2 separate regions of the Mus musculus genome follow, and region 2 is linked to region 1. Evidence: chromatin loops called from intact Hi-C (ENCODE). Cell type or tissue: gastrocnemius. All regions are shown on one strand. Each heading gives the region's core, and the rest is flanking DNA. Links, peaks and the distances in the headings are about the cores only.

Region 1 (6,111 bases), core at 801-5,800:
TCGGACACTTCGCTGAAACCCTTGCTTTCCATTAACATCCTGTGTGCTTCCAGCTGGTGACCTAGAGAGCCTCAGTTTCGAGCCCTGCATCTGTCTGACCTAGGCTTCCAGGGCCTACCCGGGTCACATGGGACTCTTTTGGCAAAAGCCAGCACTAGCATTTGCTTTAGCTGTTTTCTTTTCCACATCATTGTTTCCATAGGATGTCTGCCTTCCCAAAATAACACCGGGGCATTCCAGGTAAACTCAACATCCGACTAAAATCCCCACTCAGCAGCAGCCCGAGGGCCTCTGGCTCTCCATTGTTTTCCTCCCTTCCTCTAATCGCTCAGGCTCAGAGGGATGGGAGTTTGGGCACAGGTCTACTGTGGAGCCTGGCAGGGAGAAGCAGAGGAGATGGGAGGGATTTAACCAAGCCTACTGACCTCTGCTCCCCGACCCAGGTTAACAGCCATGTCTGTGGCCTTCTCAGTGCCCGAGGAATGCTATGGTGGCACACACAGTATAGTTTTAATGTTCCTAATGAATACAAATGTTACATACCTAGTAACATTCCTGACTGGCCTTGTTGGCTTTGGGAATGTGTCTGCTATGCCTATGTGCTGCCTCTTGGATCCCTAGTCCTGGACCATTTTCTGTCTTGTGGAAATTTTCTCTGTGATAGATGTGAGCAAGCTGAGTTTTGTCTGATACTTGCTTTCTCTCTACCACTTTCTAAGCATTTCCTGTAATTTTCCTTGATCTGTCTGACAGTTCATGTCCAGGAGATCCATTATTGTCCTGATTTAGCAGTTTCACCGTGTCCTTCTTTTCACTGAAAAAGAAAAAGAAGCCAGCTAACAAGAGATCCTAGGGGCCAGAGCGATGGCTCAGTGGGCAAAAGAACTGCTGAGCAAGCCTGAGTACCTAAGTTCGAGGCCTTAGAACATAATAAAAGCTCAGAGCCAATGTGCGGGTGTTTATAATTCCAGTGATACCATGAGTAGATGGGAAGGAGGATGGGAGAATTTTGACCTAGATCAGAATACAAACAGAAGAAAACAACAGAGACTCTGCTGTAAGTGAGAGGTGACAACTGACTGACACTCAAGGCTGTCCTCTGACTTCTACATGTGTGTCATTATCTGAACATGCACACATACGAACACACATACACATGCACACATGAACACACACATACACACAAACACAAACATATATACACATGAACAAACACACTAACACACATATATGAACACACATACACACACATGAACACATACCCACAAACACAAACATATATACACTCGAACAAACACACTGATATACACACATACGTGAACTACACACATACACATGAATGAACATACCCCCCCCACACACACACACATCCACACAAACACAGATCTTGGCGCATCAATCCCTTGGAGAGGTGACCCCCAAAGGTGACCCCCAAAAGTCTTTCTGTCTGGGACCCCCTTTGGTCCACTCCACCATGAAGCCTCTTCTCTGGCCCCACTTTAGAGGTTTGGGGGATGTTGAACAGTGAGTATGGTGTGTGGCTGCCACGGCGATCTGTTCTCATTACGGAAAACTTCCAGCACAGAGAGAAACAAATGGGATAGTGGCGCGAAACCACTGAGGCTTCGACAGGTGTCTTTCACTTCTTAGCTCCGGTTCATCTGCTCTCCTGCCCGGGCCGTGCTGCTGCCGCATGTTTTATCCGTAGCTGTCTTAGTCTGCATTTCCAGAACATCAGGGTCCTTAAGAAGCCTTAACTGTGATATCTCAACACGTTAAAAGCCAGACAATTCTTTAATACAGTCATGTTCAAATTTGTCCAATTTTCTCATTGTTTTACGGCTTGGAAATTTATTTCTCAATATTTGTTTTGGTAGAAAACTTGTCAAAGACTTAAAAGTAGTTTATCAGTGTTAATTTTTTTTTTCGTGTCAAGGATTCATCCAGGGAGCTTGTTAAAATGAAGATTTTCAAATTCCACTTGGTTGTAGAGGCCCCAGATATTCTCTTATCTGTGCATCTCTATCAGAACTCTGGCCACTTTTCCTGTCCTTGTTAAACTTTTTGTCCTTCCTTTTTTAAGTGCCTTCTTATGTTGTTATATATTGTGATTTAGTTGCAGGGAATATATATATATATATATATATATATATGTATATATATATATATATATACATATATACACACACACATATATACATATACATACACACACACACATATATATGTATATATATACACACACACACACACACATATGTATGTATGTATGTATAAAATATCTCCTGCTCTCCTTGTCTGGCATTTGCTTCTGCCTGGAACAGGCTCTATGGCACCCCTTACCCCTCTTCCCTTAATTGTCTCCCATCCATCTTGGGGTGCCTGGCTTAGCACTGTGTCCTCTCTCTTGCCTTCTCTAAGTATGATTGTGGGTCAGATGTGCCTCCTGTCTCCTCTCCAGGGCCTCATCTTTCCTTCCACAACAGCAGCTTTGTCACAGTTCCTGGCCCTGCTCTTCTAGAAGACCAAAAACTCCCTGAGAGACTCTGTCATCTTGTTTACCCATGTAGGCCAAGACCCACCACGGACCTGGCCCACAGCCAGGGTTTGGCAAATCATCATGGAAACGGAAACCAAATTCAGATGAAAGTTTATTTCAGCCACATAAACTAGGGACAGATCCACTAACAGAAAACACCCAAGCTTTGACTGTGTACTGTATAAAATCTCAAGCATTCTCATGTCTGGGCAAAGCACACACTTTAAACATCTATTTACGGGATGTTTTAAATCACATTTGCTGGCTACGTGCTGTCTTTTCTTGGCATCCACGGAGAGCTATGCAACAGTTATCATTGAAGAATTGAGAACAGCAAAAAAAGTTTCATCCATTAACTTAGTTCTTTCCTTTCATTGGGGAAAGGTGCTCACCCTCCATATGTATATCTGGATCAAGGAATGGCAGCCATGTTCCCTCTTCAAATAGAGTCTCCTGGTGCCATTGCTTAAAGAGACGTCTCCAGCCTTCCCCCAAGCACACAGTTCTTTCCTGTCACCTTTCCCTGCTTCTATGAAGCACCTTCTCAATGTGAGATTACCTATTTGTTCTTGATTCTCCCACTTACTGCTGGCACCCTCCCCTTATAACTCTGGGAGGATGCTGGAGGGGGACTCCAAGCACTCCAAGTACCTTCTTCTAGTCAGCTCCTGGAAGGTCTACCATTCTCTTGAACCTGACTTGGAGTAATTCTCTAATCATACTCTGCTCTGAAAATTAGCCATTCCTTCTGCTTCTGCTGAGAAGTCGGGGCAGGTAACATTTTCAGAGAACTTTCAGTGTCCAATCCTGATATAAGGTTGTTTTTCCTAAACTTTCTCAGCCATTAGAGAGCTACAGCATTGCCTCGTCCTGTTTGGACTTTTGTTTCTCACAACCATTCGATCCTCTAACTCTTCCATGTGTACCAGAAAATGGACAGAGAGCACAAGGCAGCCTGTATTCACCTTTTCTGTGTGGTGGGCTAAGAGTCACTTTGTGCTGGGAGCCCTGGAGCCCAGGAGAAACGGCTTGCAGTTTCCTCCTCCGGTCACCAGGGGGAGATGTACATTCCAGAGTCCTCCCCCAATGCTCTTTGGGAAGCTGGGAAAGTAGATAGTGTGTCCCTCCTTGGACATCAAGCTGCACACAGGCAGAAGGACCTCATGATTACATAAACACATTAAATGGAGACCCACAGCCCTTCAGAGACTCACAGGCAGTCACCAGTGGGGAGGCAGGGCAGGAAGTGGTTTCGAGAACCACTCCCTCTGCTTTATAGACCAGAAAATAAAGGAACCTCTCTGGTTAAAATCAGAACCAGCTAGAACGCACTCTGCCCATTCTCCCTTCCCGTTCCACTATGCTGATCCATCTTTGATTCTGGCGTATTCTGGGTGTGGGTATCTCCCGGTGTGGAGAATGGCTGGACACAGACCAGATTCCCCTGGAAGACAATCACGGAGAAGGCAGGGAGGGAATTTAAGACTCGATTTTGAATGCCTTGCCTTGGATCTTGATGTTTAATAGTTTTGGGACGAGGCCAGGGCCCCAGACTCAAAGTCACAATCATAATTTGGTATGAGTATCTCTGTACTGCTTTGCAGCATTAAGGATTTGATGAGGTAATCCTAGCACACACCTAACAACGCTGAGACACACCGTAGATAAGCGCTGTTTAGTCAAAATTGAGTTTTGAACAGACTGGCAAAACCGAGGGCAGAGGTGGGACAGTATATGTCCACAGGGTTTCTCCAATCATTACAAATAATCCCGAACTCTCACAGTGCCGATACAGCTAGTGTTTCGGGTCTCCTTTAGCGAAGCATTTGCTTCGTGCTCGTGGAATGCTCTGCTCTTCGATGCTGCCATGACCATGGCCATCTCTGGGGAGTCGGCGTTGGTTCTCTGAGCCGCTTGCACCCCAGGACACGAAGTTCAGTATCCCCAGCTCTTGACTTGATTATGGCTTCAGGAAGGACGCCTCTTTAGGATGTTTTGTGCATATTCAGCAGCAGGGCAGCTACCGTGATATATGTGACACTCCTAGGAGGCATTGACAGGTTTGACTATACACAATGTTACTCTAGCCCAACGGAACCCAGACTGGCTAGTACCATGATGAGGCAAGGTCATAGGTCAGGTACCAAGGCATTCAGATTATTTCCTCCCTGCTACAGGTGCACGAGGCTGAGCAACCATCTGGGAACAAGGAAAAAGGGGTCCAGTGACACCCATTCACTCTCCTGAGAGACTAGCCCAGATGCATAGGCTCTGGATAGTGGGTCGTCCATGTCTTCTGCGGGATAAAATGGCATCTTTGTCTCTCATGGGATATTTATTCACAGTCTCTTGAAACCTCAGAGCAGTCTGCTTTCCTCAGACACAGGTTGTCCAAATGTGCCCCGAGGCAGAGTCTTTGATGCTTGTCAAGTAGGTTTGAGTGGGTAGAGGCCAAGCTACCCACCACCGTCTCTTCAAAATGTCACCCCTTTTGGTGGCTTGCACGGTTGGTTTTCAGTGCAATTGAAATTCCATACCTAAAAAATATGTCTGTAAAATGGCCCATTACGGACAAAGGTATGATTGTGGATCCCTGTCCTAGGTGACCTGCATGAGTTATTGTTTCTCACAAGAGCCCTTTGAGTAGACACGGCTAGTTCCACATCAAGCACAAAGAGACCAAGGCTCAAGAAAAGAAAGAGATTTGTTGCAGGATTTTCCCTGCCCAATTACATTAGGGCAGCTGAAGGCCTGTGATTGGACAGGGAAAAGGGAGGCGGAGCTAAGAGTTGAGAGAGCCAGTGTCTGAGAGGAAGGGGAAGGCAAAATGGAAGTGGACATGAACCAGCATGGCTATAACCAGCCACAGGTAGTTATGATATCATAAGTTTAGACTAATTGGGATAATGCTTTCATCATTATCAATTGGCTCTGAAAATATTGTATTGGCATCTTGTAAATTGAGATTTTATTGATACATAAATCTGATTGGTTAATTATAAGCTTTAAGAGTTGATTCTACCGGGTAAATGAGTGTTGTGGCTGACTGTGGGGTTGACGGTCATTGCGTGGGCTGGCGTTGTAGTGAAGAGAACTCAGGAGCTCCGGCCCAGCCTGAGAATTGGTGGGTAGATACAGAGCTAATGGGGCTGAGAGTTGCCGGCACATGTGCGGGCCTGGCAGCAGTGATCCGGCATGAGACTGCGGAGCACAGGCTCAGAGAGATGCCGAGTTGGAGGTAGCGCGGGAAGCCTGCTGGTTCTATTTTTAAATATTTCCTGCAACAGGGATTGGCTCAAAGGGGTTACCGAAGGGAATGATCCCAGGACTATAAGCCAGGTATGGCTCCAGCCAGCATCCCCAGACCCATAAAATCATTCCACAGAGGAGTGGGGAGATAAAGGTCTAGGTTCAAGTCCAGCTCCGAGCTTTTCATACTCAAATGTTCCTTGACTTGGTGTGTCATATCTTGTTTTCTTCTCTAACCAAGTAGGCCTGCTACTAACACCAGTGAGAGGAGACAGGAACCTAGTGGTACTCTGTTATAGGGTCCTGGGAGACAGCTCCCACAA
Region 2 (6,111 bases), core at 346-5,345, 77 kb after region 1:
TACACAAAGGGAATAGGATCTTGTCAATCACACATGCTCCCAAGAACATCTTGGGTTCTACATGAACAGCATGCGTGCAGCCTTCGTGACTGAATTTCACAGGGGACACCTCGGGAGCGGTACCCTTTGCCAGGTGCCCTCTCATCACCATGGGTCCTGACATTTTGGGAACTTGAGAGGATTCCATGGAAAGGGACAGGGAGTTTCAGAATGATCAAGGTCTGTGTCATGTGATCTAGACGCCAACATACTAGAGTTTCTGGCTAGTGTAGTCCAAGAAAATACTCTGCTGTAATGAAAATGTTCTCTGTGCTGTCCGGTACCACGGCCACTCGTCACGGGTAGCTAACTGGGCCCTTGAAAGATAGCCAAATTTTACATTTGATTTAAATAAACACAAATTTAATTTAAAAAATGTAAGCAGCTACTGTATTCAGGCTATATAATTAATTATGAGAACAATGAAAACAGGGCTTTCAGGGAGACTGAGGGCGACTGGACTGGCTGACCAACATGAGCAGCCTCAGAACAGAGAGCTGTGGGGCTGAGGCCAGGTTTCCAAAGACCATAAACTCATCAGTAGCCTTTGTGCTTAGGCTAGAGAGTTGCTAGTGAGTGAGCTCCCCTATCATGAACAGATTGGAACCAAAAGAAAAAACTAGGCCTCCAAAGGCCCCAAATTTGGAGGCTTAGCTATCAGCTGTCTGCCTTTGAGCCAGGTGACCTAAACCTAGCTGTCTCTGGGGTGGGGATAAGAAAGAGTTGCCTGGCACCTACTATGGAAAATGTGAGCAAGTCTGGTCTTTGTGGCCCTTCCCTGTCTGTGCACTGCCCGGCCATCATCTCTGACAAACAAGATGATCTGGCCACAGAGAGGGTGGAGGCTCAGCAAGGAGCTGGGAGATGCTAATGGGGAAAGAAGACACCAGCAGGTGGGGCAGATGAAAGGTGCTTAGCTGGACACAAAGGGCTAATTACCAGCTGTGCAAGCGGAGCCGCTGGCAGGCCAGGATCCCCTGCTCCTCTTGGCTGAGGAGGAGCAGAGGGCAGGAGAAGCTGCGGTGGGAAGGAGGACAGAAGGCTTGGGAGAAAGAGTCAGGCTAGCTCTCTAAGACACCGTGCACACAAAACTACACAGAAAGCCTTTAACCTCTCCAGTTGCAAAGAGCAACAAAGAACCAACCCCCAAGCCAGCTATGGAAAAATAGCACCCTGTGCCTACAGGTGGGCCAGGAGGTCTGGCTTTTACCTGGCCGCTAACTCTTGCTATCTCTGTGGTCTTGGTTGGATCACCTTAGTTCCTCTGGGCCCCTTGAATGAAAGGAGGAAGTGGTTTGGACTCTGCAGGGTGGCTGGGGAAGGGGGTGGGGTTCTGATGCTGAGCCAGCCCTCCCCTCCTCCCTCCTCTATAAATTTGGATTTATACTAATGCTGATCTTACAGGGCTTGGGAGAGAGTCAAATCCAGGTGTGTGTGAACATGCTCTGGAAACTCTTTAATTGCTAATGTTGGTCCCTATTAAGTAAAGCCCCCACCCACCCGCCCGGAGGAGCATTTAGAGTAAGCCTGGAAAGCCAACAACTGTAGCTTGAGACAAATGGACTGGGTTTGTATTCACAAATGTCAGTCCAGGTTCTTTGAAGAAAAGCCTGTATGTGTGTGGTGGCGGCAGTGGGGGTGTGGGGTGGGGTGTGGGTGGGAATGGGGTGGTGGGGAAGTGGGTGTGTGTCACTGCCTCCTTTCCAGAGCGGCTAGCTCCCCCTAGGACATGGATTAGACCAGCTGGAATGGCAATCATGCTCTTGACCAGACTGGTCTCACCATGGAAAGCCTCTGATACTGGGTCTACTCCAGGGGCCCTCACTCAGAGAAATTGATTCCCCCCCACCCCCAAAGCCTCACTTCCCAGATCTCTCCCAGAATCCTGCTCTGAGGAGGGTGGAATGAATGAGCATCAGCTAGTCCAGCTAATACCCTGAACTTTGGTCCTTACCTAATACACATGATGGCAACAACTACAGTCTTTGAAATCTGAGCTCCCGCTATCTAATCTTATCATGTTGCTAGTACTATTAGCATCTTACTGAGTTTTCAATGTGGCAAGTGGCTGGGAAAAACACAAGGATTCTTAGGGGCAGAGGGTCCTAGTGGGGATTCAGAGAAGCCTAATGTTATCCAGTTTTGTCCTATCTGTCTCAGCTCTCAACTTTTCTCTGAACCAAAGCTATGGGACATTCAACTCACCCTGTCCGTCCTGCCCTTCCATGATGCTTCTAATCCTTCAGGGTACTTGAGCAGAGATTTGAGCTTTATATCAACTCTGAACCTCCTTCCTTTGGATCAAAGATACTTAAGTGCCTAAGCCTTGAAACTGGACGGAAAAGGAAATCCTCGGGATAAACACCATCTTTCATAAACATCTCTCGAATACACACCCATCCTGCAAGTCAGGGGTTTGAAATTCCAATCAATTAGTGCTAATGGATCCTGATAATGCTGGGCCCAGAAATAGATGAACCTTCTGGGATATTAGATGATTCTCCCACATTTGTCTGCGGGCATAAATGATTTCAAGTATCTACATCTTATCATACATGTGTATCATCATTACTTCTTTGAGAGAAGACAGCCTCCTGCCTAGTCTTCCCAATTCTTCTCTCCATCCTCCTTCATCAGCACTACCCACATATCCCATGACTACATATCCTCTGTCAGAAAACTCAGCCTGACCCAGCTGCCATTTCAACCATCCCTTCCTTCTTCATTTTAGAGATAAAAAAGTCTTGAGTCTTTAGCCCTTGGCATCCTGTCTAGATCTTGCTTCTAAGGTCTACCCTACAGCTTCCAAACCCACCACCCAATGCCCCCCCCCCAACTTTCAAATTTCCCTGGACAACTCTATTGTCCTCTCAAGGCCTTTGCCAGGGTCCACTCACCACCACTTTTGGTCCATATTACCAGGTCAACTAGTCTTGCTCCCAAGACTAGTTAAGTCACCTGCTAATGACCCATCTTTAAGGGTATCCCCCAACAAAACCTGTCTGACAGTAACACACATCTCACTAGCTGATAGCCCCATTGCTCTCTGCAGACACATTCTGTTCAGTCTAGAGAAGCCACTTTCAAGATCCTTTCAGGGAGAAAGCACAGATGGAAATGAAAATATTTTAGGAAATACTCAGTTTCCACTTGCTTTTTATACTGCATTGACACTTATAGTGTGGTATAAAAAGCCACAGTCACTGAAACCACTGGCATCATCACAATAGTCTGCAATGTGTACCTGTCATCACTTATCATTTCTCACCTCACACGATTAAATAAAGACAAACAACAACACAGTAAAAACCCTCCACGTACTTCATATTTGCAAATACTGACTTCTAAGTAATGCTTCCATATTTGGAGCAGTGAAATGCCAAGTTAAAGTAAAGCATCCCTGCTGCTTACCAAGGTACCAGGTTTTCCCCAATAAAAGCACTGACATGGTTGAGTTGCCAGCTAAACTAACCACTTTTTCAATGGAACATCACTGTACTTGAAAAATTACTTAAAAAAACAAACTATAGTTATTCCAATATGGGTAATTTCTCAGAAATGACAAAGTAGATTGCCATTTAAAGGGAAATGGCTAATGATATCTGTAACCAATGATAAAAATAGAGCTCTCAAGAGAAAATTAGAATCTTGGGAAATTTGTATCAGCGATCATGAGCTTGATAACTTCCTAATTCTTGATAGCTTTCTAATGAAACCAGCAGTGATATTAACAAGTATACTTTTTTATATTGCATAATGAAATGTATCACCATTTGAGAGATCTTATTTGCCAAATGATCAGTATAAAACATTACAAAACTGAACTTGGAGAAAGGATTCAAAAGTACAAGCCAGACTAATGCATTTTAATGTTAAGAGTACAAAAAGTTCATGCATAAGGTTTTGTCTGAAGACACATGACATTTAAGAAACTACCACTTGTTGAATGTGTAATCCTAGCTCTCAGGATTTGGAGGCAAGGAGAATTTGAAATTCAAGGTTATCTTCTGCTAAGTAACAAGTTGAAGGGCAGTTTAGGCCACTTGAGGTCTTGTCTCAAAATAATGTCAGGGGAGAAGGGAGGAGTGAACAAAAGAGAAGAGGGAGGATGGAATGGGGAAAGGAAAGAAAAGAAAAAAAAGCGCCTATTACATGTTACATGTTACAATCTGGAAAAGATGTGAAACTATTTCTCCCATTCCTAATTGCATAATCTGTATAAGCCAGATTTTATTCATTTAGTTCAACCATCACATATTGCAACAAATTTACTCATGGGAAACACACATGAGAATCTCACCATTTTCCATTAGACCAGACATAAGATTTAAAAATTTAAAAAACAATGCTTTTCCTCTCTCTGGGATTTTCCATTTTGGAAAATATAGTTATTTTATGAAAAAACTATTATTTATATCAACATAGAATTACTTCATTGTTATTCTAAATAAGCTAACAAGCAAAAATTGAAAAAAATCTGTTTTAATTCCTAAAACAATAAATTTAAAGACACAGTACACATAAACAAAAGCTCATAATTTTTTTTTTTAAAGTATAAACTGAAACCCAAAATTTAGAACCATTGGCCTGAGACAAAAAGCATATCCTCAGAAAGATGGCCGGGGAAGTTAATGCTGAAGACAACATACGTTTTAACACTGCAAGAGTCAAGTAGAACATCAAAGGTTCCTTCAGATATGTCAAAGGCTAATGTATGAAAATCTAGTAACAGGAAGATTTCATGTCATCATGAATCTGTCCAACAAAATGAATAGAGATTAATTCTTACTATGAATAAGGAAATCGACGGCCACAGTGCTGATGAGCTGCCTGCGTTGGCACAGATAACACAAGAATGAGAGTAGACAATAGCTATCCAGATGCTCTTAACCACTCTGAGTCGAGGGGTTCTGAGCTTGGTGTTCTTGGTGGTGCCCAGAGGATCCCTGGGTAATGCGACACCATGCTACTTTAGAGGACTCATGTCAAGATGACTGGTCCAATCTCAAACTTGCCTCTCACTCAGATGCTTACTCTGGGAGGGTGGGGTTAGAGGGCCTGCATCTTTGCATCTTTGCTGACATCATCACTAGAAGAATTTTGAACAACTATGCCTCCTTTTGAATGTCCAAACACTCCTGCTATATCACTATGTTAACACCTTAAACCAGGGCTGTATATATTGTTCTTTAACTACACCCAGTATTAGGCTTAGCACGGTAGTGCGTACTTACAAATCCAGTACTCTGGAAACTGAGGCAGAGATGATCACTGAGAGATCAAGGCTAGCCTGAGCTGGACCTTGCCAAAAAGGAAGGAAGGGAGGAAGGAAAAACAAGAAAAAACCCCAATACACTAAAAAAAAATGTACTCAGTGTATATTGAGAACTATAGCAATTTTATATCAACCATTTTCTACTAAAACACTCATAAATAATCCCTAGGTCAACTTTATAGTGTTCCTTTCTCTATTTTAAACAATATGTCTACTCTATTTCTAAATGGTATTTATACTTGTTTTATTTTAAAATTTAGATAGTATTCTACTATATAACCCAGGCTAGCCTGGAACTCATCAAGTACCCCAGGCCTGCCTCTCAAACTCATGAACTTTCTACCACAGCCTTGTGAGAGCTGAGATTACAGACATGTACCACCACACTTGACTGGATATTCTCTTAATATATTTTTATATTTTCAAGTTTTTAGCCATTGTTTTTTCATACTTTCCATCAACAAAAGATCTATTATGTATATAAATTGACAGTTTTAAAAGTCCAGTGACCTTGGGGTCTTATAAATTCAAATTTTCTGTATTGGCTCAATGTGGTTAATAGTACTAACTGATCAATAAATATCACAAATAATTATTAAGCACAGAGGCTAATTTTCACTGGTTAAGTTTCTCACTGGGAAGGGGAAAGACTGCCTGGACATGTGTTTTGAACAGTCCATTTCTCTGATGGCCCTAAAGTTTCTACCCCGTGGCCAGCTGATCTCCCTTGTAAAGAGACTAAGACAAACCTGCACAGAAAGTAGAGAAAGAGAGCAAGTGAGGTATTCTTCAGTATG

What was found. A loop is a pair of places that touch in the nucleus more often than their neighbours do. Peaks named below come from ENCODE experiments on the same cell type or tissue, not always from the same donor. Only the 100,000 strongest peaks of a DNase experiment are listed, where the experiment ranks them.
Region 2: it touches region 1 in a loop (2.1-fold over the local background); 2 of 42 quality-filtered maps call a loop at or near these places.

The regions. Positions count from the first base shown.
Region 1 is chr17:73,006,665-73,012,775 of GRCm38, reverse strand. No RefSeq gene overlaps it. Among named protein-coding and RNA genes, the nearest start is that of Gm30420, 14 kb to the left of the region's middle. In gastrocnemius, for the core only: a CTCF peak has its summit at 3,591 (motif pointing right); DNase peaks (open chromatin) are centred at 2,591 and 3,592; H3K27ac peaks cover 1,539 bases.
Region 2 is chr17:72,929,546-72,935,656 of GRCm38, reverse strand. The region is part of intron 2 of Lbh (limb-bud and heart); the gene reads right to left. Among named protein-coding and RNA genes, the nearest start is that of Lbh, 14 kb to the right of the region's middle. In gastrocnemius, for the core only: no CTCF peak of the experiment used is centred there; no DNase peak of the experiment used is centred there; H3K27ac peaks cover 1,116 bases.